4 separate regions of the Homo sapiens genome follow, and regions 1, 2 and 3 are each linked to region 4. A link is a loop called in an ENCODE intact Hi-C map of the cell type or tissue named here. Cell type or tissue: B cell. All regions are shown on one strand. Region 1 has its middle 120 kb from the start of TRIM2. Region 2 overlaps RNF175 (ring finger protein 175). Region 3 overlaps TRIM2 (tripartite motif containing 2). Region 4 has its middle 40 kb from the start of TLR2.

Region 1 (8,000 bases), 560 kb before region 4:
CAGCCCAGCCATTTTGTCATGACAACTTCTGTCCCCTTCACACAGACCGCTTACCGGAAACAAACCTTGAACTCCCCCTGCTTAAGACTGAAGCCTCTGTCCATCTGACCTTCCCTTGGCCTGGGAAGTGTGGGTGGGCACCAGGTGCTCACCCAAAGGAAGGAGAGGAAGGAATTGCCCTGGGAGCACAGAGGAAGTGAATAAGCCCTGAGCACTTTGTGGGGTGGCTCTCCCTCCATGTAGACAGGTTCTCGTTTCATCATTTCTCCGGTGGCCCAGCAGGCCCAACAGGGACATGTCCGTCACGGTGGTGTGTTACATCATGTCAGATGGCAATTGAATGCGCTGTTAACATAAGCTGACAGGAAGGCTCTAGCAATCTGCTTATCTGGATGCCACCCTTGCTGAGTAAAGGGTCATTATCAGAATTATTCACACAGAATTATAGCAGTTGGAAGTCTGCAGATTATTTATTACATCACCCTCATTTTAGTCACTCAGCACAGATGGAACCACCTCAAAGGAGCCTGCCTCCCGTCTCCCCCTTTCCCTCTCCCCCTCCCTCCCTTTTCCTGCCACATTAGAGGCTTACCCCAGCACCAGTAGCAGCAGCAGCAGCCAGGAGTGTGAAGCTACCTTAGGTCAGCCTCAGGTATGGCTTTTTCTGTGCCCAGGATCCCTTTTCTGAGTTCTGGCACCGGTGTGAGCAGTTACACACCAGGAAGTGTCTGGATAAGGAGAGCTCAGGACTCTTCCCAATTAGACCCATTCCTGGAGTGGTCTTGCCAACCTTGGTACCAAAATGTCAAAACAAGGTATTTAATTGATCTGTTAAATTTCAGGTCTGGCTTCCATAGCTGCTGCCAGTTTCATAGACATCTTGCAAAGGAAAAGATTCTTTCCTTTGCAAGATACTATGAAAAGTATTCATAGGAGAAGGCATCTGCAGGAATCCATAGACCCTCCAAAACATCCCCAGCTTGCTGTCATGTGCCAACCTTGGTGTCCACCCTCACCACTCCCCTCCTGCACCTCCTCATCCAACAAGCACTATACCTGCAACCCAAACACACTCAGAGTTCACCAAACACATGCCTATTCCCAGGCAAAACCAAACACAATTGATGGTAGCAGCTGTGGAAAGAGGCGGTAATAGAGAATGTGATTAGCAAGATGCATTCAGATGCATGGGCTTCTTTATTACTACCATCCAATAATAGCACATACGAACAATGCACCCTGAACCTGAAGGCCAGCATGGCTGGAGGAGGACCAAGGCTTGTAAAGAAAGATAACTCTTTAACTGATTTACTGACTTATTTTAAATGAGTTTCAAATTTAGCTCTATACTATTTTAAACAACGCTTCAGAACCAGGCAGTAATTCCCAGCCCATCTCTAGGCTCAGCTGCCTTTGGAATGTGGTGATTTGGGATGTGTTGCACAAAAGCAGGGCTCAGTCTGTCAACTCTTTAGGTTCTGAGGGGGCCAGATGCTCCCCGTTGTTATTCCAGGCCCGGCGGCTAGAAAGTCAGAGTGTTGGGCTGCAAGGGATTCTGAATGTGTCTGGTTGAACTTCTAATTATCCAGAGCAGTGGAGGGACCTATGCAAAGACACAGACCCTGCGTATGCTATTGTGAGGGCTGCCATCATGAAATACCACATCCTGCTGGCTTAAACAGCAGCGATGTCTTGCCTCTCAGTTCTGGAGGATACCAGTCCAAGGGTTCTTCCTCCTGAGAGTTATGAGGCAAGGCTCTGTTCCAGGCCTCTCTCCTTGGCTTACGGATGGACAACTTCATGCTCACATGGCATTCTTCCTGTAAATTTCCCCTTTTACAAGGGCATCAGTCAAGTTGGACTAGGGGCCCCCTCATGACCTCTTTTTAACTTGATTACCTCTGTAAAGACTCTATGTCCAAATAGTCCCATTTTGAGGGCTGAGCTCCCAGAAAGCCAATATATATTTGGCGGGGGCGGTGCACAAGTCAACCCACCACACTCTGGTTCTCCTGACCTCTCCTCCAGTTGTGTTTCTGTTCCCAAGGTGGTGCCTCGGTGCTAATACCTCGTAATTTTTCTGTCAAACCTTTCCAGTGGCTGAGTACAATTGATGAACTCTCACTTCCCTGGCTTATGGGGAGTACTTGACATCTGAGAAGTCATGAGGTCAGAGCGGGGGGGAGTCCTGGACCGGCCCCAGGTAATGGAGTGCTCCACACTGTGGGGTCTTCCCCTTGTCCTCTCTCTGAGCCAGTCTGTGGCAGTGGCCTCTGCATTCCAGAAGGCTGCAGCACAACAAGTGGCCTCCAGGATGCCTCTCCTTGGGCACTTAGAGATTACTCCAGCTAAAAACAAACAAACAAACAAACAAAACAGTCCTGCAGTACCCTGTGTGTAACTCTGCTCTTTCTCCTTATTAACTGGAGTCCAGCTGCATTCGGCCTCTTGAAACAGCAAACTGATGAGTGGTGCCATCCTTTGACCTTTGCAAATGGGGGTTCATTGGTGAGCCCTCTAGCGTTAAATATAGTGTCCAGGCAAGTGAGTGATAAGCAGTTGTCCTCCTTTCTCCCCTTTCTAGCCCCAAACAAGGAAACCCAAGCCAATTCGTGCTGAGAAAACTTTTCCTCTCAGTGGCACCCATTCCTTCCTCCACACCCCGGCCCCCTCCTGCACCAGGTTACTCGATCTGTGAGGTGAACAGCTCTTCTGAGCTGGGTTCCTGTTTCATCTTCTTCCTGTTAATTAGTGTGAACTGCCCGTTTCTGAGAAGTGCCCGACTATTTATTTCAGACCAGGCAAGTCTAAACACAGCTCTACCAACCACAGCAGGAGACAGAAGTGGTAAAGTTTCTTCGCTCATGCAGACGAGAGCCATGGGCACGGGGCCGGCACCAGGAAGAAGCGCGTTCATTCATTGGGTGTGAAGCTCAGGGTCTTAGGGCTCCTCTCTGTAGGGCCAGCCTTACCAGCAGGCAAAGCTGTGGCTCTCCACATTCAGGGGCTTCAAGCAGGGTCTACTCCCCAGAGTCATGTGTCACAACTTGTCACCCCCTCCCCAGATGACATGATTGGAAACTCTATCCTTTGGCTCATACAGGTTTTACAGAGCCCCTCCCTGGTAATGTGGAAATCCTCTGAGAGAGCATTTCATCCTAGCAAGCAAGACTTTCCAGAATTGAGACACACCCCCACACCTCGGTCAGGATGGGTCAATAGCGGGGCTGGGGAGAGAAGGGGGTGAAGGGGATGGATACGGGCGGCTGGAGTGGGGAGAAGGGACTTCAGGGAAGAACTTCACTCACTTGGGAATTTTGCTTAGTGATGGCCTTGCTCTGTGGTTGCTTATTGAAAAATGTCAAGTTGGGGTCACTTTAGTCATTGCCATCTGTCAGGGAGGACAAAGGCCAGTCTGTGGTCAGGGAGCCCAAGGGGAGAGGTTGCACTTGGGGAAGGGTAAGTCTGTAATGCACTTGTCTTGTAAAAATGCTCTTTAGTCAATTAAGAAGGTTTTAAATGAGAAGAGTAACCGGACAGGCAGGATCTTCATATTTTTTCTATGTACTGCAGAATATTCATGAGGAAAAAAAGTAGGATTTCTTGGGCATCTTTTCCTTTCAAGAACCTTCTAAAATGTTACAGCCCAAATGGCTCTTTCTTTTTCTCAAGCTGTGAAGACCTCAGGGGGTGCTCCCTCTCTGGGCTTCGTGGTGAGGATGTTGTTATAAAACTTGGGGCTGAGGACTTTACACTGGGACAAACCTTTAAAAGAAGCCTGCTGTGCTGTGGAAGTGTGGGTATTCTCCAGCTTTCCCAGGTCAGGCCGACTGCTTCCGGGCAGCCTACAGATCAGAAGGCAGGGCTCCTTTGTGCGAGGAATTTGCATCTGAGGCAAAGATTTATAGTAAACGGCCACCAGATGGTGCCTTAGTCCTCCTCAAGCTAATATTCTGGCTTGCTTTGTTCTCTTTGCTGATGAAAGCTGACATTTCACGGGAAGAACAGTCAATCCCTGGGAAGATGCTGGGACCAAAGGAGCCACAAGTATTATTTTATTTGTTCAGCCTGACAAGACTCCAAGCTCATAAATGTGGGGGAGCCACAGTCATTGACCTAGAGCTAATATAAGTGCTTATTTCTTCACACAGTGGGATGCAACAATTAAGGTCGTATCAGCTCCCAACATGCATGCGGACCTGACTCAGTGCTAATTGCTCCCAACAAGCATGCTGATGCTGGATTCATAGCTGACTTCTAGCTCTCAGAGGGTTTGGGTGACCTTGCTTTAGGGGGAGATAAATGCTTCATTCTTTACACTGGGTTTCTAAATAAATCACTTCAGTTTAACTTTTTTTTAATTCTCTTTCGGAGACCAATATTGGGTTTTTTTTCTCTTTCACTAAGAAAACAGGAATTTAATTTGGAAAACTCAGTTTTAAATGAACATAGTGACCTTTATAATTTTATTTTCCTTAGCAAACATCTTTTACTGCTTTTCCAAAAGACTGAACTTAGCCAGAATTACGACAGGTAAAACTTCTCACTTCATGAGTTTAATGAAATGACTCGATCTCCCCACAGACGTTTCCAAAATCTGGAGAGCGGCTGTGAGTTTGCAGTGCAGTATGGGGAGAGGTAAGAACAATGCCTTTGGAATTTGGAATCCTTGTACCCCGGTGAAATAGTCCTGCTCACCTCCCTGCATTTCACTTTCTCTCCATGGCAACGTTTGATGTGGGGCAGTCACCCAGTTTTATTATTTAGTCTGCATGCACACACACACTCACACACTCACCCTTAGGCAGAGGACTAGAAGAACCCATCGCCACTTTTACCCTTCATTTCCCAAGTCCTGAGGCATCACTGTCTCATTTCCACCCTCAGGGTTTAATCTCAGAGTGTGAGAACGAGGCAGGCCTCTGCTGGGGTGGCCAGGATGTCCCTGACCCCACCAGCAGGGAAGAGTCAACACACTGAGGACAGCCCCTGCTCCTTCTCATTTGGTTGAGGTTGTCAGAGCATGCATGTGGCAACACCATCCATGGTTCCGTGACGTCTCCCTGAAGATGCCATCTGTGGGCTCAAAAGCTGGATCGATGGGAAGCCAGCCCCGGGCTGTGCATCTGTCACAAACCGTGTCTTCATCTTCCCAGGCCAAGTTCAGTTCATTCTTATTTTCACACATCCAACTGGGCGCTACCAGTTAGAGGCCTCACTGGGGCTTCAGGGAGTGGGTTCGTGTTGCTATTGGCAGCAGTTCAGTCCTTTGCTGATCAACAACATCCACCTTGGGATGCCATGCACCTACTTCTTTACCTGTAGTTACTTTGAATGTTGGTTCCAACACACCATTTGCAGGAACAGAGCCGCCAGGAACTGGTGGTGTGAGATCCCAGGGTCTCCTGTGTTACTTGTCAACTAAGCAGTAGCAGCTGCAGCTGATGGAAATACATGCCCATAGGCATTCGACCAACTGGTTAAACTCTTGACTCTGCCACCTTAGAAGTTTTGTGGCTCGACACCAATTACTACTGGGAACAAGTTTCCACTCCATTCCCACGCCACAGTCAGACAGGGTTGAGGGGGATAATAGGTCTTCGCCCTGCAGCCCAAGCAACCCGTTTGCACGGCTGGCTGCCCGCCACCTGGTGGTAGATGGAGGTAAAGCAGCCTCCTGAGGAGAACTGCCCGGGTTTGGAGCAAGAGGGACTTTCTAAGTGATTCAATCTTGTGCTGTCATTTTCACTGGAGGAAATTCAGGCTTAGAGATGATGGCAGGCTTGTCTGAGCTCTCAGAGTGGTAGAGTACGGTGGTTAAGAGCAAGCATTCTGGCGTCTTAGTGTCTGAATCCTGGCTTGGCAGTCAGGAACTAGTGTAACCTTGGAGGAGTTTCATAACTTCTCAGTAATCACTTTCCTTATCTATGAAATGAGGGAAATCATGCTCCTTACCTCAAGGGTTTTTAAACAGATTAAATTAGGTGGTGATGTGGAAGTGCTTAGTCCTGTGCCTGACCCTGGTAAGGGACACATCTCTAGATGACTCTGTCTTCACTCTGGAGCTATTTAACTGTATTTGTAATGCCCCCTACAATGGGTGACACTCCTTACATTCCCCATTTAGATCTGAAAGTAGGAGTGAGGACTCCAAAGACCACTGAAGAAAGCGTGAAAGATATTTTGCTTTTGAATGGAACATTAGACTTTGGTTACTGAGTGAAGGAAGAGTGCAAATGACATTTTGGTGCCAACATGGCTCAAATTCATTGTCATAGATTGAATGTGTTGGGTATTCTAAAAATGTTTGTTAGATGAAGGAAGGGGAAGGGGCGTGAGCAGAGGTCAGAAGTGGCCCCTGTCTCAGGAGAGAGGAGCTGGAAAAAGAGAAAGTCTCATTTTACACTATCCACAATAGCTCAGAAGACCAGCTGGGAACCCTTGCAGTAGAAATCTCCCTGGCTGCCTCTGTTTTTGTAACAATGACATTAGAAAGACCAGGTACTCCTGTAGATGCTGTATTCTTTAAGTAAGTGTGGACACCTTTATCCTGTTTGAGACTGGACTGGCAGTTCTGTTGAAAATAGGACAGGTGAGCCTTGCCAGGAGCTAAGGAGACAAGGAGAGAGAAAAAGAAACAAATACCTCGACTTTCTCCCCCTTCTCTTTAATTTACTAATGGTGTGTGTCCTATGGTCATGATCTAAGTCAGAGCTAGGGAGTAAGGAGCCCAACTGATGCAGCTTATGGATGCCTTCCTCCCAGGGCACAGAGCAGGGTGGAACTGGATCTTAGAACATAGAGGAACATGCACAGCCAACGGCTTATGCATATGCACCCAAAAATATTTGGGTGATTTATATTCAACTCTGCTTCTCTCAATTTGAAGAGGTTGCTCATTTATAATACTGTATTTCTAATGGTATTACCAAAAAAAGTGTGATGTTTTTTGTTGTTGTTGTTTTTTCTCCTCTCCTCTCCTCTCCTCTCCTCTCCTCTCCTCTCCTCTCCCAACCCCGGTCTCTGCTCTTCTTTGCCTTTTAAAGTGGTTCTCACACAATATCCAATATGAATGGGGTTAATAGAAATGTAGATGGAAGTAAAGAGACAAACACAACTTTCTAGAACATTCCCCTTCCTATGCCATTGCCCAACCCCAGCATGTTCTCGGGCCTGCTGATGACGCTGGTGCCTATGGTGAGTTGGGGAGAAAAAGGGAGAAACAGGGTAAAATGGGAGAGTGATGGAGAGAGAAGATGGCTTCATGGTGTCTGGAACTGCATTTGGCATCATGGGTATGATGCCTTCACTCCATTTCTTCCTGGCTGTAGATCCATTTAATCAATAATACTTATTAAGCATATAATTTGTGCCAAACACCATGTCAAGCACTGATGAATAATGCACAGCCCTGCCCACAGGGATCTTACAGTCTATATTCTCTAGGTGCTTATGATGCACTGCAGTTGGTGTCAACCACACAGTGAGATAAAGTCAGCACAGAGGCACTCCCAGGCACAGAGAGAGGCGGAAGAGTCAGGGAAGGCCTCCCAGGTTACTGACTCTTAGCAACAGAGTTAGAGGCCAAGAAATTAACAAGTGAAAGGAGAGGAAGGTAGGGAGGATGCACTTGGCAGAAAGAGATCTTGGCAAAGGGATAAAAATCATGATGTGTTTGGGGCTCATTCTGGATGACTGAGGCAAGGAAATGTGTAGGCAGCTGCCAGAGGAGGTTTGGAGAGGTAGGCAGGTCTCAGAGCAGGGAGGACATGAGGGCTTAAGAGAAGGAGTTCAATTTTATTCCGAAGGCCATGGAATGGTGTCAAGAGTTTCCATAAGAGACTAACTAGGCCAACACCATTTCTAGAGCAATCGTAGTGGCAATAGTATGGAGGCTGAAGGGAGCGGAGAAATGGAAGAAGGTTCTTTCAGTAAACTGGGCAGTCAATGACAAAATCCCGACGTGAGCTAGCAGCAGGAAGAGATGAAGCGGGGTGTCA
Region 2 (8,000 bases), 110 kb after region 4:
CTCTCCTAGGCTGGAGTTGCATGCTGGTAGTTGTGTAGTTCTGGGACTTGGGGGCATCCCCACCCCGAAGGGCTCCCCTAGGCCTAGTGAGGACTCTCTGCTATGGCTGTGACTCCACACTTCTGCTTGGCGTTGTCCTCCTAGGCACTCTCTGTGGCAGCTCTGCCCCAAGACAAGTTTTTGCTTAGGCCCTCTGGTTGTCTGCAACATCCTTTGAAATCTAAGTGGAGGCTGCCATGGCCTCACAGCATGTGCCTACAGAATTAGCACCACCAACGTTTATAGCTTGTACCTTCCAGAGCCACAGGTTGAGCTGCACCTGGGCTCCCTGGAGCCACAGCTGAAGCAGCCAAGGAGAACGATGCTGGAATTCAAGGAGCAGAGTCCTGAGGTGGCCCTGCTCACTGGTCCTGTGTAGGGTACAATGGGGAGTCACCCCAAACCATTCTACTCTCCTAGAGCTCTGGGCTTGTGATGGGAGGGGCATCCTTGAAGGTCACTGCAATGCCTTCAGGGTCATTTTCCTGTTGTCTTGATTACTTGCACCTGGCTTCCTTCTAGCTGTGTTAATCCCCTTTATCAAAGGGTCACTTGGCTGTACTGCAAGTCTTTTTATTCTTTACGTAGCCAGGCTGTGAGTTTTCCAAATTTTATATTGTTTCTCTTTTACTTATAAATTCCATCTTTAAATCATTTATCTCTTCTTTCATTTTACTATATGCAGTTAAAAGAAGCCATGCAGGTCCTTCAATATATTGCTTAGAAATTTCTTTCACCAGATATCCTGGTTCATTGCTCTTAACTCTGCCTTCCATAAAGCCCTCCAGCATGGACACAGTTAAGCCAAGTTCTTTGTGACTTTATAATGAGGATGGCCGTTACTCCAGCTTCCGATACCTTGTTCCTCATTTTCTGTCTAAGACCTCAGGATAATGGCTTCTATTGTTCATATTTCTACCAACATTCTGACCATGACCACTTAAGTGATCGCTAAAAAGTTTCAGCCTTTCTCTATAGTTCTTTTCTTCTTCTGAGCCCTCACCAGACTTGCCTTTAATACTCCATTACAGCAAGACCAGCTATTTCTAGCCTGTTCCTTCAAACTCTTCCAGCCTCTGCCCAATTACACAGTTCCAAAGCTGCTTCCCCATTTTCAGGCATTTGTTATAGTAACAGACCCACTTCTTCGTATCAATTTTCTTTCTTAGTCTGTTTTCTGCTGTTATAACAGAATACCACAGACTGGGTAATAAATAATAAACAGCAATGTATTGCCTCATGGTCTGGAGGCTAGAAAGTACAAGACAGAGGGATTTGCATCTTGCAAGGGCCTTCTTGCTGTGTCATCTCATGGCAGAAGGTGAGAGGGCAAGAGAGAATGAGAGAGAAAATGGGTCCACATTCATGTTTTTATAATAAACCCACTCCCACAATAATTAATGGCATTAATCCATTCACAAGGGCAGAGCCCTTATGGCCAAATCGCCTCTTATTAGGCCCCACCTCCCAGCACTGTTGCATTGGGGATTAAATCTCCAACACAAGAACTTTGGGGGATACATTCAAACCATAGCAGACACCCTAAACCATTTCTTTTGGCTATTCTAATCCTCCTTTTCCTGGACTGTTGGCAGAAGTTGTTCATGCATGAAGGGAAAACTGGTTTACTTAAACCAGGGTTTTTCAGTCTTGGCACCATTGACATTTTAGGCCAGATAATTTTTGTTGTGGGGAGCTGTTCTGCATTGGAGGATGTTTACCAGCATCCCTGGCCTCTATCCACCAGGTGCCAGTTGCAACTCCCCTCCCCCTTTTCACCCCCCACAAGTCTTGACAGTCAAAAATGTTTCCAGACATTGCCAAATGTCTCCTGGGAGTGAAATTGCACTTGGTTGAGAACCACTGACTTAAACCAAGGCAGTTCCTTCAAAGTGCTAACCAAGGGAGAACATGTCCTGGAAAAAAACAGTCAAGCTGATACAAGCTGGAGCAGGCTCCCAGCAGCCACGGGGATGACTCACATTGTAGGATCGGCCATGCCTCTGTCTCCACTGAACCAGCACTATCTGGGCAATGACCAGAACGCAGAGGAAGATCAAGATCATTTCCACGTGCATGGAATCGTGGCCCCGGTGCATCTTGTACATCCTCTCCTGCTGCAGGCTGGAACCAGCAAAATGAGGTCATCTGAAAAAGCCCTCAACCTTGCGCATTTAGCAAAAAAAACAAAAAACAAAAAACAAAAAAACAAAAAACAGGTTTGGCTTACAAAAAGCAACAGGGGATTTCAAATATAAGGGTTGGTAAGCTTTGATTGTAAAGTTTTTCTAAGTTTTTCTTGGTTTCTTCCCTTTCCCTAGATCTGGAGAAGGAGCAGCTGGGAGGAGGAGCCTGACTTTCTTAGCAAAACCAGTTCCTTTGCTTTCCCATGTGGTTGGCCTCAGCCTTGTCTTTTAAGTTAAGTGATGGGGCTAAAAAAAGTAATGAGCCCCAGGAAGACCTGGGGTCCAGTCCCTGATCTGCCACTTCATTGCCTCACAACCTTGGGGAAGTCATTTATCCTCTCTGAGCCTCAGTTTCCTCATTTGCAAATTTCAAATAACCATCCTTCTGTAACTGACAAGGTTGTTGTAAGACTATAAAGCACATGTTATTTTATTTGTGTCTATATAAGGAATAATTATTATTGAGCTGCATCATATGAAACTTCAATTTTTGAAAGTCAAAAACAGTCAAACGTTGGTAATTTTAAATCATTTGCTACTATTTCAAGTAAAAGGAAACCCTGCAGATGGTGCTTATGCCAGAGGAGAGAATATTATCCAGGGGGCAATGGAAAGCTTCTGAATGAGTTGTATAAATTGTTACAGGACTATAATAGAGAGAAAGAATAGGCTTAAGTATTATCTTAGACATGCACAGACATTCCCATGATGGCTGAATGTTCCCATTTTAGCTGGATGCTTAGTTTTGCACAATTGTAGAGAAAATCAACAAAATAGTTTGTCATCTCTTTTAACGTTCTGGGGTAGCCTCGATGAAAACCTAGAGCAGTCGTTCTTGACCTTGTCTGTAAGTTAGGAAACACTGGGAAGCTTTAAAAAAATCTTAACCCCCCATATCCAGATCAATTAGATGACCATTTCTGGGTGTTGGGGGCTGAATTTCACCCTCTCAAAATTCATACACTGATGTCCTAATCCCCTGTACTTCAACATGCCAACCAAAACCTGCCAGCACCTTAATCTTGGACTTTCAGCCTCCAGAACTGTGAGAAAATAAATTTCTGATTTTTAAGCCACCTATTCTGTGGTATTTTGTTATGGTATTCCTAGCAAATTAATACAGATTTGCAGAATGGGATGTGACATCAGGAATTTTTCAGGCATCCCATGTGATTTTAAGGGGCAGCCAAGATTGAGAACCACAAGCCTAGCAGAAGAGAAAGAGGCCCAGGGTCAAGATGAGTGAACATGGGGAAAAATCATGAATGCTGTCAGTTACTTTCTAAATACTGGTTATCATTATCTTTCATCCCTAGTGTGGCACCATCAGTCACAAAATCTCTTAAGTTTCCACTTACGTCTAGTTACAATATGCAGTTAGCTAATGTACCACCCAGAAAACACCACAGGGTAACAGTCTGTGCCGTGAGATAGTGACCTTTTAAAGGCACTTGATGGGTATGTGGGTTGGGTTCTCTCCCTCTGCCAGCATTTCTACAGCTACTCCAAAGAGCAGTGAATGCCTCAGAAAAGGGTCTCATCCAAATCCCAAGGGTGCCCCCTGCTGGAAAAGGTGTAGAAATCAGCCCACAGAGCCCAGTAAATACTGCTCAAGTTCAGTTTCTTTGAGAGGGATTCTCAGAATGTCAGTGCTGGAAGTTACCATAGATGGAATGAATCTCCCTCATTTATCAAATGACGAAGATGAAATCCATATCAGGTAAGCAACTTGAATAAAATTACGTGGCTCTTAGTCTCTCTATTGGAAGCTGAGCTCAGGAGACAGGAATGATTTCTAGAAGCTCATTTAAACAAACAAGCAAAAAAACAAACTTGTTCCCCTGAAGATATGGGAAGAAAAATGAAAAGAATACAAGTGCTTAGTTGTGGTTTATACAGCTCCAAATCTAAAATAGCTGTTTAATATTCTATATAATTAACAGACTTTGAACTTACGGCATATAGATAAAAGAGTGACTTCATCATCAGTCTAAAATAGGATTTGCATAGATATAAAATAAAATATGCTTTATGAGATTAATCTATTAATCTGTTATATGAGATTAATCTATAATAAAAATGCATCTCAAATTGGTTAGCCTATGTTGAAGTACTTTGAAAAGTATATATTGGTGTACAAATGTAGTAAGTATTTTCCTTTTTGAGTAGGAATATATCCAAAATTGACTCCTGTAATACAAAAAAGGAGGAGCTTTTCATTCTTATTTCACTTCATGTGGTGCTCACAGGGCCCAATGGCCCTACAGTATGCACCAGAACACAGGGGCAATGGTATAGGAACAAAACCAGTGTATCTTGTGCCTAAAATAAATAGTAACTTGACACAGCCATATTTTGAAGGATATATTAATCCACCTTTGTGGGACTGCATGATCTTTTTCTACAGATCATGCTGTAGAAAACAGATGAAATCCATGCATTTTGGTCTGTAGTATTTGTGTATCCTACCCCATCTTCTCTATCCTGGAAAATTTACAAATAAAATGATGACTTCATTCATTTTCTCAACTGTTAAGATAAAAATCTAATTTTTAGCAAAACAACTCTTAAAAAATACTAATTACTTACTTCCATGTGTCTTCTGCAGAAAGCTTTGTATGAGAGAGCTGAAAAACATAAAAAGGGCCCTTATCAAAAAATGTCCTTATTTTCTTGGTTTTTCTGTGAAAGCAATATATGGGAAACCCAGACCATGAAAAATAACAATGTCACATAGTATTTGAATAATTTGGGATAAAAGTCCTAGTAAAATAATTTGCTTACAGAACTAAAACAACACAAACAAAAAAAGAGTAATCAGGTCACTATTAATAAATATTTGATCCTGTTCCTGGATCAGAGAATCAGATGAGGCTCCATTTCTGTGGTTTTGTTTTGGCAAATCAGTCAAAGTTACAGAGAGTGGTCTCCCAATAGGCCATGCTACTCTGGCTTCTAGGATATGAAGTGTGAGTCTGAGCATCCCTAAAAACCATCTGTTTTGCTGGTATCTTAAATGATTGCAGTGAGTAAATATCTCCAATGTCAGTGAGTAAATATCATTTCCAAGTTCAAAGTTTCAGAGACAGAGCTGAGCAGAGGCTCCGTTGATTTGGAGCATTCTTGTACTCTCTTGTTAAGAAGGCATCATTACTGACCCCAGGGAAGGGAGTAATCTGGGCTTGTGCCCTTACAAATTGAGCTGGAAAGCACAGACATCGTCTCCAGAACCATGCTTTTTGGATGACCTGCAGAGTCCACCCATGGACTACCTTTTCTAGATTATTGCTAACCCACTACATTTGGTCATTTGAAACCTTTAAGGCCAATCATTGGAAAGACGTAATCGTGTAACTTTGGTGGAGAGCACAGAAGAGCATAGACAACCAATGTTTTTGCCCCCAAAGCAGAAGTTAGCAGAAAGGGACCTGTGGAACAAAGGAGGAGACTCATGCACCTTGACTACCTGAGGCTTGCTTCACTCCTGGAACTCAACACTTGAGCCCAGATGTTGTGACCTCCATTTGAATATTAGGGACCCACCTGGTGGGATCACCTGGGGGCAGGGAGCCATGGAGAAGTTGCCAGTATTACCCCCTGTGCCACCCACTTCTTTCCTGGCATCACCCAGAAAGGTCCTGGCATTGTGCAAATATTGCCTAAACTTATACTTTTCTATTTCATCCAAAGCCTTGTTCTCTCTTAAATGTGAGAAAGAAAACCTTAAAAGTACTAGAAGAAAACATGGGTAAACATGTTTATAATTCTGCAGTGGAAAAGGCATTTTTAAGTATAATGTAGAGCCCAGAAATTATAAAGTTAAAAAATGACAGATTTTGAGGACATTTAAAATAAAATACATTATAGTCCTCAATATTTGAAAGACAAATTGAACTGGGGAAAGCATAACATATGTGAGGGGCAAAAAACTAATAAGCATATGTAAAAAGGGTTTTTATAATTTAATCAAAAAGAGACAGTCCAAAAGGGCAAAGTACATGAATGAGAAATTCACGAATTGAGATATACAAATGACAAATAAATTTATGGAAAGGTGTTCAAACTCACTAGTAATAACTGTGTTTAAAAAAAAAGTAAAAATGAGGACTTCTATTGAAACACGGTAAATAAAAAAAGTGCACTTACCTCCTCTCCCTCCCCAAACACCACTAGAACAATAGCAAAAGGACATAAACCTCCAAGTCCAAGGAGAATGAGAGAGGAGTCCAGAGCAGCCAATTCTGAAACTGACCAGCAGATGGGCCAGCGGAAAGGGACACTGGGACACCACAGGGCAAAAGACACCGAAGCCCACCAGCATGCGGGCAGTGCAGAGCAGAATGTGTGTGCTAAGACCCTCAGGAGGGCTGTGGATTGCGGGCTCCTAGGGCGTCTAGAAGTGGGGGATGCAACCGGGGTTAGTAACAGAAGGTTCACTGAAAGTCAGTTTAAGGTTTGGTGGCCCCCACACTAGCAGAATACTAGTGGCTAAACCGGAGGCACAGGCCAAGAGGCACCAGGCATGTGGAGGGAGAGTAGAGGACACTGGCAGCCCTCATCTGAGTCTAGAGAGCCCTAGCACCATCCTCCCTGGCAGCATCACCTCTAGATCCGGCTGCAGGGGCCCTGCCTTGCTTTAGAGGACCCTGGACATCTCAAACCCTGAAACACAAAATAACTGTGTTTTTATCTTTTCTCTCTCTCTCTCTCTCTTTTTTTTTTTCCCGAGGTGGAGTCTTGCTTTTGTCGCCCAGGCTAGAGTGCAATGGTGCGATCTCAGCTCACTGCAACCTCTGCCTCCCGGGTTCAAGCGATTCTCCTGCCTTAGCCTCTTGAGTAGCTGGGACTACAGGCACTCGCCACCATGCCCAGCTAAATTTTTCTATTTTTAGTAGAGACGGGGTTTCGCCATGTTGGCCAGGCTGGTCTCCAACTCCTGACCTCAGGTGATCCGCCCACCTCGACCTCTCAAAGTGCTGGGATTACAGGCGTGAGCCACTGTGCCTGGTGTCTTTTCTGTCTCTTAAGAAAATATTTTGAGGCTGGGCGTGGTGGCTCACACCTGTAATCCCAGCACTTTGGGAGGCCGAGGCGGGCGTATCACGAGGTCAGGAGATAGAGACCATCCTGGCTAACATGGTGAAATCCCGTCTCTACTAAAAATACAAAAAATTAGCCTGGCGTGGTTGTAGGCGCCTGTAGTCCCAGCTACTCAGGAGGATGCGGTAGGAGAATGGTGTGAACCCGGGAGGTGGAACTTGCAGTGAGCTGAGATCGCGCCACTGCACTCCAGCCTGGGTGACAGAGCAAGACTCCGTCTCAAAAAAAAAAAAAAAATTATGAAAGTCTGGTAACTGATTGAGTGAGTAGACCTTGATTGGAGAGAGATGATGTAGGGCTGACACCCCAGGGGACTGGCAGGTTGGGGAGAAGAAAAAGAATAGCCTGTGCTCTGGGAAACTGGAGATAAAGTTTTGAAATTTGGCCATCCCAAACCATCTAAGTGGGATCTTGGCTGACCAGGCTCCTCAATTAACTGCAGTGAGGTAGTCTGGGAGCAGCTTGGAACTGCTTGGAAATCCCGAGTCTGAAAAGTGAGATGTGTGGTGGGAGATCCTATCTACCACAGCTTCCTTGGGAGTCAGTGGGGTCAGTCCACATCCCTGGTTTAGGCACCGTAGTGAGTTGAATTGTGTCCTCCCAAAAGATATGTTTGAGTCCTAACCCCCAGTACCTGTGAATGTGATCTTATCTGGCAATAGGGTATTTGCAGAT
Region 3 (8,000 bases), 420 kb before region 4:
GTTTCAGGCCCTCATCTTCCACATGTGGCCATTGAGAGAAAAGTTTAAAATCAAGGACTGCATAAATATTATTTTAGAATTTTAAAAATGGGCCTAGAACGGTAGCTTACGCCTGTAACTCAACACTTTAGGAGGCCAAGATGGGTGGATCACTTGAGCTCAGGAGTTCAAGACCAGCCTGGGAAACAAAGTAAGACCCTGTCTCCCTGAAAAATATAAAAATTAGCCAAGTGAGGTGGCACATGCCTCTGGTCCCAGCTACTCGGCAGGCTGAGGTGGGAGGATGGCTTGAGCTTGGGAGGCAGAGGTTGCAGTGAGCCGAGGTTGTGCCACTGCACCCTAGCTTCGGTGACAGAGTCAGATCCTGTCTCGAAAAAATAAAAATAAATAAAATGAGTAAAATAAAATAAAATGAAGGAAATAGAGCACAAGATTCATTTCCATTTAATACACATTTATTGTAATCCAGGATTTTGCAAAGCCCTGTCCTGGGCACTAAGGATGATCCAGAGATTAAATAGGACGTTGATCTCATAAGATCCCATGTGGCTATGGCAATGTAATTGAGGAAAGGGAGGAACAGTGTAAAAGGAGTTAAGAGACGGGGAGTTCATTGCCCTTGACTGCAGGGTTTTGAGCCAGAATTGGGTTAGAAGTGGGAAATAAATAGGAAGGCCACTGGTAACTGCTCATAATTGTGTTGGTGGTGACTGCTGATGCTTTGAGTCTGTGCCCAGTAAATATAAGACGTAGGTGGGATTCAGATAGAATGAGAAAAGCTTTAGGAAAAAAAAAATCAAAGTTCTAAGGCAATATTGGATAGAAGATATGATGAGAGACAGGTTGTTATAGAAAAGGATGGCATTTAACAGGACACAGTGCATCTGTGAGTGTTCTTAGCTTCTGACAACAGACTAACTCTAGTTAGTCTGAAAGTAAAAGAAATGTATTAAAGACTATTAGGACACCATCAAGAAAGTGAAAGGACAGCCCGTAGAATAAGAACAAATATTTTCAAAGCACACATCTGATAAGGAACTCACATCCAGAATGTGAGAACTCAACAATAAAAGACAAGTTTAAAAGGACAATTTAAAATGGGCAAATAGTGTTGGTTTTGCAACAATGTAAATGTACTGTTCACAGTATATATACATTTTGATGTAACAAATAGTAAGTTTTGTTATATATATTTAACCCTAATTTTAAAAATAAATTTTTTTAAATGGGCAAACATTTCAGTAGGCATTTCTACAAGGAAGATACCCAAATGGTCAACAAGCACATGAAAAGATACTTAACATTATTTGTCATTAGGGAAATGCAAAGCAAAACCATAATGAAATACCACTTCACACCCACCAAGAAATTGAAACCCTCATACATTACTTGTGGTAGTGTAAAATGGTGTAACTGCTTTGGAAAACAGTCTGGCAGTTCCTCAAAATGTTAAACATAGAATTAGCGTATGACCCAGTGATTTCACTCCTAGGTAAATACCCAAGAGAAATGAAAATATATGTCAACTCAAAAACTTGCATTCAAATGTTCATAGCAGCATTATTTATACTAGCCACCAGTGGAAACGATCCAAATGTCTATCAAATGTTAAACAGATAAGCAAAATGTGGTGTATTTATATAATATAACATTCTTTGGCAATAAAAAGTCATGAAGTACTGACACATGCTACGTGGATTCCTGAGTAAACTGAAAAAATTTTGCTGAGTGAAAGAAGCCAGACACAAAAGCCCACACATATTATATGATTTCATTTATATGAAATGTCCAAGTGTGGCGGTGTGCCTATAATCCCAATTACTGGGGAGGCTGAGATGTGAAGATCGCTTGAGCCCAGGAAGTCAAGGCTGCAGTGAGCCATGTTTGTGACACTGCACTCCAGTCTGGACAACAGAACGAGACCCTGTCTCAAAACAAACAAACAAAAAAACCAAACAAATGCAGCCTCCTCTGGGAGGCCTTTCTTCGTTTCCTGCTTCTATGTTCCTATAACCCTCTGTCCATACACTTCTATCATTTCATAGTGTTTTGAAATTGTAGGTCGTCCCTCCCCACCTTCCCCTCTGCCCCCCAAAGAAGATAAGGCCCTTGAAAGTAGACTCATGCTTTTTCAAGCTTTGTATTCTCAGCCTTGTGACAGATGAAGGAAGGGAGGAAGGTAAGGAAGGAAGGATGGAGGGAGGAAGGAAGGAAGGAAAGAAGAAAAGAAGGAAGGAAAGAGTGAGGAAGGGAGGGAGGGAGGAAATAAGGAAGGAAGGAAAGAAGAAAAGGAAGGAAAGAGCGAGGAAGGAAGGGAGGGAGGGAGGAAATGAAGGAAGGAAGGAAAGCGCGAGGAAAGAAGAGAGAGAGGAAGGAAGGGAAGGAGGAAGGAAGGAAGGAGGGAGGAAGGAAGGGAGGGAGGGAGAGGGAGAAAAGGAACGAAAGAGTGAGGAAGGAAGGAAAGAGGGAGGAAGGGAGGAAGGAAGGAAGGGAGAGAGGAAGGAAGGAAAGAAGGAAGGAAAGAGCAAGGAAGGAAGGAAAGAGCGAGGAAGGGAGGGAGGAAGGAAGGAAGGAAAGAAAGAGAGAGAGAGGAAGGGTCCCTACTCCAACTTCTTTTACGGAGTAAAAAGGCCTAAAGAGACAGTCATGACTTATCATTTGCAGGACTGATTGTATCATACTTGACTCATTTGTTAACATTCACTTGAAGGAAACGCAGAGATTTTTTTTCTTCGCTCACATTCAGGAGCTGTGCTTGCTTATAATGAACTGTCATGATGGAGGCCGGCCCGTTTCAGCTCTCTCAGCCCCGTCAAGCTGAACTCACTTCCCCTGAAAGGACAGTGTTTGCATTTGTGTTTACGGGACTGGGGAAGAGGATGCGTTTTCAGGAGACCTGAAAACCGAGCCAACCCCCTTTTCCTGCCCCGCTGTGCTGCGATTGGCCCATCTTGGAGGCTGGCTGCAGGAGCCTTTAGTCATCGCACAGGGAAATCTTTCTGGAACCGGGCACCAACTTGCGTGTTTGTTTTCATGCTCTTTGTGCGGGGATTAGCTGTCGTGCCGGGCCTGAAAATGCTGCGAGCGCCGGGCGACATCTAATCCAGGATTTGCCTCTGCCTCGCGGTTGATGGAAAACAGATGTCTTACTGCTCTGGGCCTGAGCACAGAATGGAAATGACCGACCAGAGAGCCATTTGGAGCCGAGGACACCCGGTGAAAGCCATTCAGAGTCCAGCCAGGAGGCCGACTTTCCTCCTCTGGTCTGTTTTTACTACTTGAGCCGCTCGCTCAGAAAACGGCCTTAGATAAAGCAGTTTCACCTTCAGATCGCCTGAGGCTGCAGAAGGGCGGCTGCGGGGGAGGAAGGAGGAGGCGGAGAGGAGCGGGTGCGAAGTCCTGGGTCGCCTGCCCGCTGCCTGATGTCGTGAGCTAGGGCACCTCGGCCCTGGCTGGGCGCGCAGCGAGGCCCAGGCCCGAGGGGTGAGGCCCAGGCCACTCCGGAGCGCGCGCTGTTCCCGCGAAGCGAGTCGCCGTCTCGTAGTAAGTCGTGGCTCGGGCTGTGCCCTGGGAACCCTCCCGCCCGGGCAAGGTCCGGTGGCCGGAGCGTGCGGGAAGCCTGCCCAGAGTCCATTTCCGGACGGGCGCTGCGGGGCTGGCAGCCGGCCTGGAGCGGGTGCAGTGGGTCGGCGCGGCGCAGAGCTGTCAGCAACAGGGCCGCTGAGCAGCAGAACCTGGACGCCGCGCGGCTCCCAGGCCCTGCCCGCGGAGCTCTCCCGGGAGTCGCGGACCTCTGCCGTCCTCAGTCACCCGCGTCATGCAGGATAGCTTTCAAAGTCATTTTGCAGAGAAAAAAAGATACTGAGCAATCTGAAAGCAGGACTGTAGTAATTTTGAAAAGATCGGCTTCCTCTTTTTCTTTAAAAACATGTTTGGTCATTTTCCTAAAACTACTTTCCTTCCTTTAGCCTCCTCTTTTATTCTTTGCCCCAGCTCGTACTACAGTTCGGGCTTATTAGAGCAGGGAGATGGTGACTTTTGAGGGTTTGCAGGGCTCTTTCTGGTTGGTGTATGTATTCTGAAAATACTTGCCCGGTGTTGAAAGCTGCATGCCGCTGACAAAGTAGATAAAAAGCTGGGAGTGTGGAGGACGGTTCGTCTCACTAAATGCCTGTCAGATCCAAAGCATTCTGTGAACCCCAAATTCGTTCCGACCTGTAATCCAACCCCATGGAGCAACTGATGCCTTCCACCAGGCCCCTTTGCTTTCCCGGGAAATCACCAGCTTTAATTTATGGAACAGAGACAGCTTTAGATTCAAAGACTTTTAAAGAGTTAATTTTAGAGCACTTAGAATTCCAGCCATCCAAAGATTAGGCTAGCCCCTTAGGGTGTGAGGGGTTGTTCTTGCAGCAGTATGCACATCTATGCCTTTTTTCATTGTTTTCTTCTAAAAATGGAGATTAAATTTTACATCAATATTTTTAGAATGTAGTTAAGAGTTGTTGCCTGACAACTTGTATTGAGGGTTCCTTTCCCAGGGGGTGGGAGGAGGTATTGTGCTGGGTCCACTGCTTCCCAGCTCCACGTGACCTTTCCTCTCAAATTTCCACTTGATTTCATCTTTGGCAGAACTGGTACCTGCCCTTCAGCTCCAAGAAACAAAAGAGCAGGGGTGAGTCAGAAGGCTTTGACTACCTCACCCTTAACTAGAGATAGAAAGTACTTGATTAAATTCTTTGTGATACACATTGCATTTCCTTCCCTTTCCAACTTAGGTTCATATAACAATGAAGGATCAATTAAAATGAACTCCACCTCCCTTCTCCCTTAGGGTAAATATGGATTCCCTTAGGGCTGAGTTGGGCAGGGCCATCTACACTAATGAAAAGTCTTCTAGGTGAGGTAATCTGGCCTGTTCTGGGCTAGGTACAGAACACCACATCCCATTTGCCCTCATTAACTCATTCTTTTAACTCATTCTTTTCCTGGCAGCCTCCCTTTTCTTTCTATCCTTTTCTGTATAATCCCATTTAGCTACCCACCATAACTCTACTTTGGATCATGGAATCTAGGATACCATCACTGACAAGGTTTGTTTAGATGACTGTCTCTTATCAGTATTCCCTGAGAACATTTTTCCAATTCCTGCCTTTATTTTCCTGGAAAATTCTATGTCGATTAAATCCTCCACTAGAAATTCCATTGTATCTGTCAAAAATAAGCATCACACTCACATCTTGAATATTTTTCTTGCATCATCATTTTAATGCTGACTTGCACAGCTTCCTGATTTCTACTTCAAATTTAAATACAAATGGAAGGAAGTTGTTATAAGACACTAAATATAAATGGGTTAGATAGTCTCAGTGAGAATTAACATCTTATTCTCTGACCTTTTCTTTAGTCTGTCCTTGGGTTGAATTCTATCCTTTCAATTTCTGACCATTGACTACTCTAGAAAGAGGTTGGATAGTTATTTTGTGTGTCAGGAATGATCTGTTTACTTGGCCTTTTCTGAGCAGCAGTTACTCACTACCTCTCCTAGTGCTGATTGGTAAGAATTTGGCCTATTCAATGATGATAACTCAACGGGGTAATATAGCAAGGCCCTAGGAAGCTTTGAAAATGACATCTTGAAGCCCTGAAATCCTGGTGCAATAACATTATCAGAACTTTCTCCTTCTTTCACCACTCCATGAAAAATGACACTGCTTGGTTTATATCAAATATGTCTTAGATTATAAATTCCCAAAGACAGCTTTAGCTTGATTTGTACAGGTACTAAAAGTTTATGCTGGCGGGTCAGCACCTGGCAAATGCTTTTGATGCTGCTACTAATGATGAAGACAGGAACAATGATGGTTTTCCTTTTTGGTTTCTTGAGAAAAGACTTCCTGCTTAGAATGTCTGTTTGAGAGGCTATTCTGTGAATGTTATCTTAAAAGGCTTGAGGCAAAGGCTGGCATAATATCATACTTAGTCCCAACATTATTTCTTATACTTTTACATTTTAGACCTTCAGCCTGACCTGTTAGTTGGCATGTCTGAAAAAGTCCACCTATGAGTTTAATTTAGTATTTTCTCTGGAAGAAAATGACAGGTCTTTTGAAATGGGTAGTATTTGGTTTAAGGGTTAAAAGAATTGGCAAGTGCAACCTTTGAGATAAATAGGTAGAGAGGAAATTAAGGGGAGTGAATTTCATGACCTTGAGCCACTATTTACTAGACACTCAGCTTTTATGTATGGTTAGAGGGTTTACTGGAAATTAAATCTCAGAAAGTGAGCTTTTGTTGGCAAATATTTTGTATTACTAATATAGTTATTTCCTATGTAACGCTATATTATTTTTGCATATCCTGCCTTTGGTTGTTTGTGGTTTTACTTTTTTAATTTTTTTAGAGACTTTGTCACCCAAACTTCAGTGCAGTGGCACAATCATGGTTCACAGCATCTTCCAACTCCTGGGCTCAAGCTATTCTCCCACCTCAGCCTCCCGAGTAGCTGGGACTACAGGCATGTGCCACCACACCCGACTAATTTTTAAATTTTTTGTAGAGACAGTGGCTCACTGTGTTGCCCAAGCTGTCCTTGAGCTCCTGGCCTCAAGCAATCCTCCTGCTTTGGCCTCCCAAAGTGCTGGAATTATAGGCTCGAGCCACTGTGCCTGGCCTATGTCCTGCCTTTGAATCTCATCTTAATCCTTGAACAGAAATATTCTCTCCCTAGAATTTTCAATATTTTCCTTTTTCATAATATACTGTATATGTAGATGAAATTTGTCTATGCAGAAGGGCTGGCCCAAGAGACTAAAATGTGTTCTTGAGTCTAAAATAAATACCATATATGTCAGCATCTTTATTAATTTAAGACTGTTTAGAAGTGCTCAAATAGAAGCTGTGGATACAGGTTTTGCTTCTGTCTTAACTGCAGTAAAACGAACTAACCTAAGACATGCTGACTTCTGGAACAAGGGCAATTTGTAGAAATATGCTGCAGGCAGTTGGAGTTTTGAGAGATGAATACCCTTTTAAACTGACATCTCTTCAGTGTAAGTGTTTTTCAGGTTTCAGAATGTCTGCTGTTTGAGGGACGCCTTTTTTAGTTTAATGCAGTCATTGGTCCAACCTAAAATATTAAGAGAGGCACAGAGTTGCTGACCTACTTATCTCCCATTAGGATGAGGACTAGCGTTTTAGTACTCTCATTGCTGACCTTCGGGGATGATGACTTTGAGGACCAGGAAGCAAACAAATTGGAAAGCCTCTCAGATTAAGACTCCTGAAAAGAGAGATCTAAGACCAAAAATGTGAAAGATTAGAACAAGTTTCCTTTTAGAATGTTCTGCCCAATCAGGTAGAAGAAAGGAAAGATAATTTTCAAGCCCATGCCCCAGTCTGCTAGCCAACAAGGATTTATTGAGCAAATACTATGTTCTGAGCCCCCTGCTTATGATCTGGAAAGTACAATAGCCTAAAAGGCAAAGAACAAGTCTTGAAGGAATTTTCAAGTCCTGGTGGTACCTTTAGGCATTAGTGAGCATCCTTCTCCCTCCTGTTCTCTGAGCTCCTCAAGTCTTTCCTCAGTGAGGAAATCAGCTCTGGCTGTGGTAGAACCCTCTGCAGTGGTTCAGCTACAAACACTTTCTGAGAGAATCAAGTTGGCCCCAACCTAAAATTTGTTTCCTTTGGCAGTGAAAGGTGTGTTGGTAAAAGGCTCTTTCAGCATTACCTGGATGAAGTGGCATTTGCTACTTAACCCCAAGACTCTTGTTCAGTGCACGGTTCTATTCCTAAAATGTCCTCTCCTCAGCTACCAGACAATTCAACAGTGGCCCTGGGTAGCGCCAAAATAACCCATCATAGAAACACTGCTTGAGAGTGAATAGTAGATAGGCTTGAGCTTTGCCTTAATTAAGAGGATGAGATCGGGTCTCTTTAATCGCCAAAATAGCCTCTCAGACTACACAAAGACAGAACTGTCTCTTTTGCTGACTACA
Region 4 (8,000 bases):
GCTGGCAGTAGGAGACTGCTAGGCGCCAGGAACCAAGGCTCAAGCTTAGGTCTAAGCATGAACTGGAGCAGGAACGCTTCGCCCTTTGGAATGTGTGTGGACAAGAATGTGAGCAGGTGGGTTTCATGATGGGAAGAGACGCTTTAGCTGCGTGCCTGCTTCTCAGCTTGCAGACTATTTTTCTGCCTCCCCTGTACCCAGGTGGGACTGCGTTGCATGTGAGCAGAAGTGATAGGTCAACTCTAAGGAAGGGGTGTGCCCTTCCCTTTCCCTCTATCCACTGGGAGAAATACTCAGTAGACTGGGGGCTGATGAGGACAGCACACTAGGGCCTTGCTAAAAGAGTGGTCTGTCCACTGCTTTGACTTCATCCCAGGGCTTGTTAGAAATGCAGATTTACTGCACCTGAATTCTCATTTCGTCAAGTTCCTCAGGTGATTTGTATGCACATCAAAGCCTAAGGAGCACTGCTATAGGGGAAGGATCAGCAGATTATGGCCTGTGGCCTGCTTTTTGAATAAAATTGTATTAGAACACAAACACTCAGTTACCTGCAAATACAGAGTTTTGGCAGGCACAGCCTAAAATAATTACTCTCTGGCCCTTTACAGAAAGTTTGCCGACCCCTGCTCCAGGTTAGAGAAGAGCAACAAGGTAAGTACCTGGGCCTTCTAAACCAGAGAGGCCCTTGCCATTCTAAGCCCTGGGCTCCTGCCCCGGGGACTGTGAAATGGAAGAGAAATAGATTGTCTTGTTTGAACTACTGTTGGGGATCTGTGTTGCAGTATCACAACTAATACAGCCTTGTCTGCTTGTCTGAGTGTTGTCTCTAGTACTCATGGTGGTATCTGGTGTACAGTAGTGTGTGTGAAGGAAAAAGTATGGGGAAGGATACAATTACCCAGTGGTTAAAGAAACGAGTCGTTTTTTCTGAGACAGAGTCTCACTCTGTTGCCCAGGGTGGAGTGTAGTGGTGTGATCATGGCTCACTGCAGCCTCCAACTCCTGGGCTTAAGTGATCTTCCCATCTCAGCCTCCCAAGTAGCTGGGATTACAGGTGCAAGCCATCACGTCCGGCTAATTTTTTATTTCTGTATTTTTTGTAGAGACGGGGTTTTGCCATGTTGCCAGGCTGGTCTTGAACTCCTGGGCTCAAGTGATCTGCCCTCCTCACCCTCTCAGAGTGTTGGGATTACGGGCGTGAGCCACCTTGCCCGGCCAGAAGTGAGTTTTAATTACTAGAGAATATTTCAATTATCCTATGGTTGTGAGACGAAGTACCACAGGCAAAGACAGGACTACAGTCCTTACAATGTGAACTTTCACACACCAGTCACCATGTATAGACATCCACGTGATGATTATTACACACTGGATTATGCTCATGCTGGGGGAAATGAGAACCACCTGAGTAATAAAGGAGGCGGGGAGAAAAACCACTGCTGGTTTCTAGAACTTTCCATTTTAGTAGAGGCTCCATTAAACAGCATATTCTTTGGGGCCAGGCTGCCTGGATTCTAACTCCAGCTTCACCACATACTTAACCTCTCCGTGCCTCAGTTTCCTCTTCTGTAAAACGGGGATGATAATAGCAACATACCTCATGCAGTTGTGAAGTTTAATGAATTAGCGTTTGGATGGTGTTTGGCACATAGCACCCCTAATTGACTACTCTTATTGAAACTGACCAAATTTTCCCACAAGCGGGGTGCCCATAGAACTGAAGCTTGAGAACTTACAGTGAAACGCACTGCTACCTGCTGACCGACTCCTCTTCCTTACCCCTCTCTAATTCCCATTTCCCCACAGTGGTTACAATGAGACACTAGACTCCTCATTCAACTGTCTGCTCCCTTGCCCCGCCTGTTTTCCTTCCTTGCTATATAAATCCTTAACTTTAGGCTTGGGGAAGGAACGGATTGGAGGTTTGGCTTCTGTTTCTTCGGCTGACATCACCCGTAATGCAATAAAGGCTTCTTCCCTGGCAACGCTTGTCATCTTAGCGATTGCCTCTCTGGTGAGCAATGGGGCCTAGACTGAACTGGTGTTTCGGTAACATTATTGTTCCATAAAATTGCTATGGTCAATTTAAATGAAAGAACATGAAACAACAGGAAAAATATAAAATTGGGCCTCAGTACTGGTGGGGGCAAGTGAGGCAGGCACTTTTATACATTGTGGGATGGGATTATAAATTGGTTGGCCATATATGTCATGCACCTTAAGAACTTCCAGGAAGTAACTTCTAAGGAAAATAGCAAAAGATATGCACAACAATTAGGTATTAGTGTTTTTTTAAATGCATTCATTATTGTAACTAACTTTCTCCCAAAATAGATTTATAGCATTTAATAATTAAAACACATACAACCAAAACATTGGGTAGATATAAACATATTTAAAAAATTACTAGTAAGTATGAAAATCAAAAACACAATTCCTAAGGTGGTGTTTTATTTTCCCTCCATTACTGGCTCTTTCCCCATTTGGAAGCTTCCTTCATGTTTTTTGAAGCTGAGCAAGGATGACATGACTCATGTCATGTATATTATACAATGTAAAGAACAAAACTGGCTGTGCGGTAGCTCACACCTATAATTCCAGTGATTTGGGAGGCCATGGTGGGAGGATAACTTGAGGCCAGGAGTTTGAGACCAGTCTGGGCAACAAAGTGAGACCCTATCTCTTTAAAAAAAAAAAAAAAAAAAAAAAGGAAACTAAAACAAGGCCACATTGATACATTGATTGGGCACTCTGGACAGAAAAAAAGTGATTGTACTGATGTGTAATTGATAGGTATGCTTGATAAAAAAAAAAAAGGATTCCATTTTTCATGACTTTTTAATGCGCTACATGATTCTGTGCATGACTTTCAGAGCACAATGATCATGTCTACTTGATTTCCTTCAAAAATTAAAAGAAAAATCTTTTACTTGAGAGGGTGAGGTGGGAGGATTGCTTGAGGCCAGGAGTTGGAGACCAGCCTGGGCAACATAGGGAGACTTTGTCTCTACAAAAAAATATAAATAAAAAATAAAAAGAGAAAGCTCCTAAGACTTCACTCAGTAGGTTATCCTACTAAAATAACTGGTTACTGATGGTTTCATGCAGTTCACAAAATTAACTGATGATTTTAGTTGCAGCTTTTATCTTCCTGACTTCTGCCACTCATGTCTCTGCTTTCACTTCCTGTATCCGCAATCTGACTGTGATATGTGATTATTAAAGGTATAGTCTATGTTGCCCCCTAGTGATTAATATGAACATAGGAAAAGTCCTGTAGACTTGCTCAGCTATTCAGAGCTGTGGATATGCTTCTTATCATGCAGAATCTACCTACTACTTTCCATCATTTTATTGTTTAAGTCCTTTAATAGCGTCAATTTTTACATTTTATTATGTTATTACACAAGTCCAAGCTAAACTGTTTATTCTATATAAAAGACAAGCAAAAACCAAGAAAACATTATAATCAATAAAATATTATCAAACAAGAAAAAGAAATACACCTCCTTTTAAAATTTATTTCTAACTCTATTTTTGTGGAGTGCTTTTAACCAGAGAAATAATTAACCTAAATGCATGGTCTATTAAAAGTTAATCGACCAGGCATGGTGGCTCACGCTTGTAATTCCAGCACTTTGGGAGGCTAAGGCGGGCAGATCACTTGAGGTCAGGAGTTTGAGACCCTCCTGGACAACATAGTGAAACCTCGTCTGTACTAAAATACAAAACTTAGCTGGCTGTGGTGGTGCATGCCTGTAATCCCAGCTACTCGGGAAGCTGAAGCAGGAGAATTGCTTCAACCCGGAAGGCAGAGGTTGCAGTTGGCCAAGATTGCGCCATTGCACTCCAGCTTGGGTGACAGAGTGAGACTCCATCTCAAAAAAAAAAGAAAAGAAAAGAAAAAATCACTTTTCTTACTTTAGTATTTCCTGAATATAAAGAATGACAGGCAGGATTGAATACCTTGTGAAAAAGTCTGAGATAATGCACAGTGATGCTGTCTATGTATTAAGTCTTGTGAGGCCTTCATCTATAAGTTTTTCCTTACCCCTTTGGTGGGCCCCCTCAGCCCAGCTTTTTTTTTTTTTAAAGGACAGGGTCTCACTCTGTTGCCTAGGCTGGAGTGCAGCAGCACAATTTTGGCTCACTGCAGACTCAACCTCCAGGGCTCGAGTAATCCTCCCACCTCAGCCTCCCAAGTAGCTGGGATCACAAGAATGTGCCACCACACCCAGCTAATTCCTTATTTCTTATAGAGACAGAGTCTTACTATATTGCCTAGGCTGGTCTCAAATTCCTGGGCTCAAGTGATCTTCCCACCTCAGCCTCTGAGTAGCTAGGACTACAGGCATGCACCACCATACTCGGCTAATTTTTGTATTCTTACTGTAGAGACATGGGGTCTCACTTTGTTGCCTAGGTTGGTCTTGAACTCCTGGGCTCGAGTGATTCTCCTGCCTTGGCCTCCCAAAGTGCTGGGATTACAGGCTTGAGCTATGTGCCCAACCTCCTTTGATTTTTTGTTTTTCTTCTGTTTGCTTTACTCATAGGAAAAAACATATACATTTATAAATCCTGATTCAAAGACTACTTTTGTGTGAGGGTATTGAGTTTGCTTTTTTTTCTCCTTTCATCTAGGTCATGTGGCCTTTGGGAGATATGTGTGTGTGTGAGGGGTAGGATGTGTGTTTAATTTTTTAAATTTATATTTTGGTGCTGTATGTTGTGAAAGATTTGCTCATAGTGGATCAATGAACCATCTTTTCTAGGCAGTTTTGTTGAAAATGAAGGTTTCTCTTTGATTTCAAGAATGACCAAATTAAAAAACAAAAACAAGGTATTAATTTTCTATTGCTACCATAAAAAATTCTCACAAACTTAGTGGCTTAAAACAACACAAACTTAGTTTTGTATATCAGAAATCTGACACCTATCTCCCTGGGCTAAAATCAAGCTGTGGCAGGGCTGCATTCCTTTCTGGAGGCTCTAGGGGGCAGTCTGTTTCTGTCCTGGCCTTTTCTAGCTCCTAGAGGCCATCCACATTCCTTGGCTTGTGGCCTCTTCCTCTGTTGTCAGAGCCAGGAACGCAGCATCTCCCTGACCTTTCTTCCATCTCACATCCTTTTCTCTGACCACAGCTGGGAAAGGTTCACTTATTTTAAGGACTCCTGTGATTAGACTGGGCCCATCTTAAGGTTCTTAATTTAATCACATATTTTATTATGTAGAGTCACATATTCAGGGGTTCCAGGTATTAGGATGTGGACCCCTTTGGGGCAGGAATTATAATTCTGCCTATTACAAATGATGTAAGAGCATATACAGTACAGTGTTTAAAATAGTAATGAGTTGGAAATAAATGTTCCAAAACAGGAAAATACTTAAGTTATAGAACAAACAAATGTTGGAGTACTAGGAAGCCTCTAAAAATCATTGTAAGAGAATAACATAGGCGATGAAAGAAGTAGAATACAAAGTTTATAAACAGTGTGATCCTGTACTGCATGTGGGGTGGGGTGATGCCCCACTGGGTGTGTAGAATTTTGAGTGATTTTCATTTTCTTTTTTTTTTTATCTTTCTTTTCTGGGGAGGGGGGGTACTGTCTGCTGTAAGCATGTGTTACTACTATCACATCCATCTCCCCCAAAACTTTTAATTAAATCTTAAGGGAAAGTGTATTTTATTTAATAGTGGTAAAAAGTAAGTATCTTAAAAGCAAATGCTAAAGTCCTGATAAAATGTACATTATACTATAAAAGGACATAATCTAAAGGCAAAGGCAAAGGGAAACTTTCAGTAAGCATTCCCTAATAGAAGACCTATAAAATGAGGTATGTAGTAATTACTTGGGCTGGGATTAAAGGGACATAAGAATGTCTTTACATACAAGTATAGCCAATATACAAAATGCACAACAGTCTAGTTACCATTAATCAAAATGGTGGGCAAGTACTATAAAAGTCACCATTAAAATACAGCCTTATTAAAATACATATATTTATGGAAACGAAAACTGACATTTCAAAATAATTATTTCTGTGTGCCCTAGACATTTGAGCAATTTAATACTTCTGCTGGAGTACAGAGAGGAAGTCAGTAAGATGGAATGTATTTGGATTTCAAGCAGTTATTTTTAAAGGAAAGCTATTACTTTAGAAACTAAAAGCAAAACAGAAAACAAAAACTTTAACCAGTATCCTTTCATCTAGCTAATTAGATGTTTGTTCATTCACTATAGATATAGAATTTATTTAAAACCTCAAAATGATTGAAGTAACAGACTCAGCACTGTGACTTTGGGATTGAGTAGGCTATAAGAGTGGGGTGAAATATGACCATTCATTCTATAATTCAATATTAAAACAAATTCCTGCAACCAAAGAAATAGTAGTACTGGGTTAGGCCAGGTTCCCAAGTTCATTGTGTATTCTAGATCTATAGTGCTAATAAAGAGAAGACAATAACTTGTTTGCCTACCTTATTTCATTGTTAAAAAAAATCACTAGGTCAAAATAATGGGTCAAGTTGTTGATTGAAAAACCCAGAATTGCTTTTGTATTTGCTGGGATAAGCTAGATGTCTTAGTTCATTTTGTGCTGCTATAACAGAATACCACAGACTGACTAACTTCTAAAAAACAGAAATTTTCTTGCAGTTCTGGAGACTGAGAAGTCCAAGATCAAGGCACTCTCATCTGGTGAGGGCCTTCTTGCTGTCTCATCACATGGCAGAAGGCAGAAGGGCAAGAGCACAAGAGAGAGAACCCATTCCAGAGAGTGCTTTTCATAATGGCATTAATCTATTCTTAAGGGCGGAGCCCTCATGGCCTAAACACCTCCCATTAGACCTCACTTCCCAGTGCTGTTGCATTTGGGATTCAGTCTCTAACACATGAATATCTGGGAGACACATTCAAACTATGGCACTAGGTTATGCTGTAGTAACAACTTATTCCCTTAACAGGCACAGATGATGGTCCAGGGCAACTGTCCCCTGGTGTGAATCAGCAATTCAGGTCACTTGACTCTTGTGACTGTGGCATCACAGGGAGACAAGAGGTCTCCCTGTTTTCAACTACAGCAGAAAGCACGAGGAGTATGCAGCCCACCTATTCTATGCTTGGCCCAGTGGTGATACACAGTACCTCTCTTCTGCTTACAGCACATTGGCCTGAAATGGTCGTGTGGTCCCACTCAAGGGGGAAGGAGGCTGGGAAATGGAAGCTTCTATGTGTCCTGAAAAGAAATTATAGGCATACTGCTGAGTGCTACTTATGTTTAAACACACCTATACAATTTTGGAGAAGCTTTCCTTTATTTTTTATCCAGTTGGAAAGACTCTGTTCTCTAAACTTCAGAGCTGCAGGTAGGACCTGGTCCTCATTCTAGAGAAAGTAGCTCTGCAGTCCCAGCAGAAAGAAGCCTGACTTGAAGCTCCACCACTTTGGCTATCTGTTGGGTGTTCTTCAAAAGTGAGTGCCAATTCACTGTAGTACCCGGCACTTGGTCTTCCATGCTTTCATTATTAGGGAAACTAGATTTGTAGCACAGCTACTGGAGAGTACTAGGATCCTAGTAAGCTGGCTTTACAAACATGGTGTGTACTGCCTATTTTTGCTTTTATTTCAGAGAAAATAAAACGTAAGATAATAGGAACAAATACATGTGAACTGCTGGACGGCTATTCAAAAATAGTTTGCCAGAGTAACTGGTAAGCCTGAAATCTGTGTAGCCATGAAAGGGCTCATCATCGGCTTAATTCTGAAGCAAAACTTGGTGAAACACGTGGTGGTTATCTTGGAGGTAAAATGCTGGCTTCCCAGTGGGAAGTGAAAGTGTCAATCAGGTTGTGTTGGGAGATGTGATAAAGGCTGAGGCAGTCTTGCAGCTCATGATTTTATGCAGGGGCTAAGATGAGAAGGATGTTCAAAAAAACCAGGGGATGTTATTCTAGCTTTTGAGCATGAGACAGCCTCAAAGCACTGGGAAAGCTG

What was found. Peaks named below come from ENCODE experiments on the same cell type or tissue, not always from the same donor. Only the 100,000 strongest peaks of a DNase experiment are listed, where the experiment ranks them.
Region 1: a loop joins it to region 4, with 21 times the contacts of the local background. A loop is called at or near these places in 10 of 110 quality-filtered maps.
Region 2: it touches region 4 in a loop (14-fold over the local background); 80 of 110 quality-filtered maps call a loop at or near these places.
Region 3: a loop joins it to region 4, with 2.8 times the contacts of the local background. A loop is called at or near these places in 4 of 110 quality-filtered maps.

What each region holds. Positions count from the first base shown.
Region 1 is chr4:153,079,702-153,087,701 of GRCh38, forward strand. No RefSeq gene overlaps it. Among named protein-coding and RNA genes, the nearest start is that of TRIM2, 120 kb to the right of the region's middle. RefSeq lists an enhancer at 5,528-5,587. In B cell, CTCF peaks have their summits at 3,910 (motif pointing right), 4,113 and 5,660 (motif pointing left); DNase peaks (open chromatin) are centred at 2,810, 3,910 and 5,660; H3K4me3 peaks cover 325 bases; H3K27ac peaks cover 582 bases.
Region 2 is chr4:153,746,624-153,754,623 of GRCh38, forward strand. It overlaps RNF175 (ring finger protein 175), which reads right to left. Exons shown (of 9, transcript NM_173662.4): 2 at 4,815-4,852; 3 at 2,022-2,163. Among named protein-coding and RNA genes, the nearest start is that of RNF175, 9.4 kb to the right of the region's middle. RefSeq lists a silencer at 3,554-3,848. In B cell, CTCF peaks have their summits at 3,792 (motif pointing left) and 3,996; a DNase peak (open chromatin) is centred at 3,768; H3K27me3 peaks cover 629 bases.
Region 3 is chr4:153,219,497-153,227,496 of GRCh38, forward strand. The region is part of intron 1 of TRIM2 (tripartite motif containing 2); the gene reads left to right. Among named protein-coding and RNA genes, the nearest start is that of TRIM2, 19 kb to the left of the region's middle. RefSeq lists enhancers at 2,411-2,912, 2,708-3,037 and a silencer at 3,428-3,617. In B cell, no CTCF peak of the experiment used is centred here; DNase peaks (open chromatin) are centred at 3,135, 3,425, 3,555 and 3,765; H3K4me3 peaks cover 2,022 bases; H3K27ac peaks cover 1,217 bases; H3K27me3 peaks cover 551 bases.
Region 4 is chr4:153,640,364-153,648,363 of GRCh38, forward strand. It overlaps the pseudogene LOC100419170. Among named protein-coding and RNA genes, the nearest start is that of TLR2, 40 kb to the right of the region's middle. RefSeq lists an enhancer at 1-369 and a silencer at 3,252-3,321. In B cell, CTCF peaks have their summits at 3,254 (motif pointing left), 3,454 and 5,050; a DNase peak (open chromatin) is centred at 3,208; H3K27ac peaks cover 263 bases.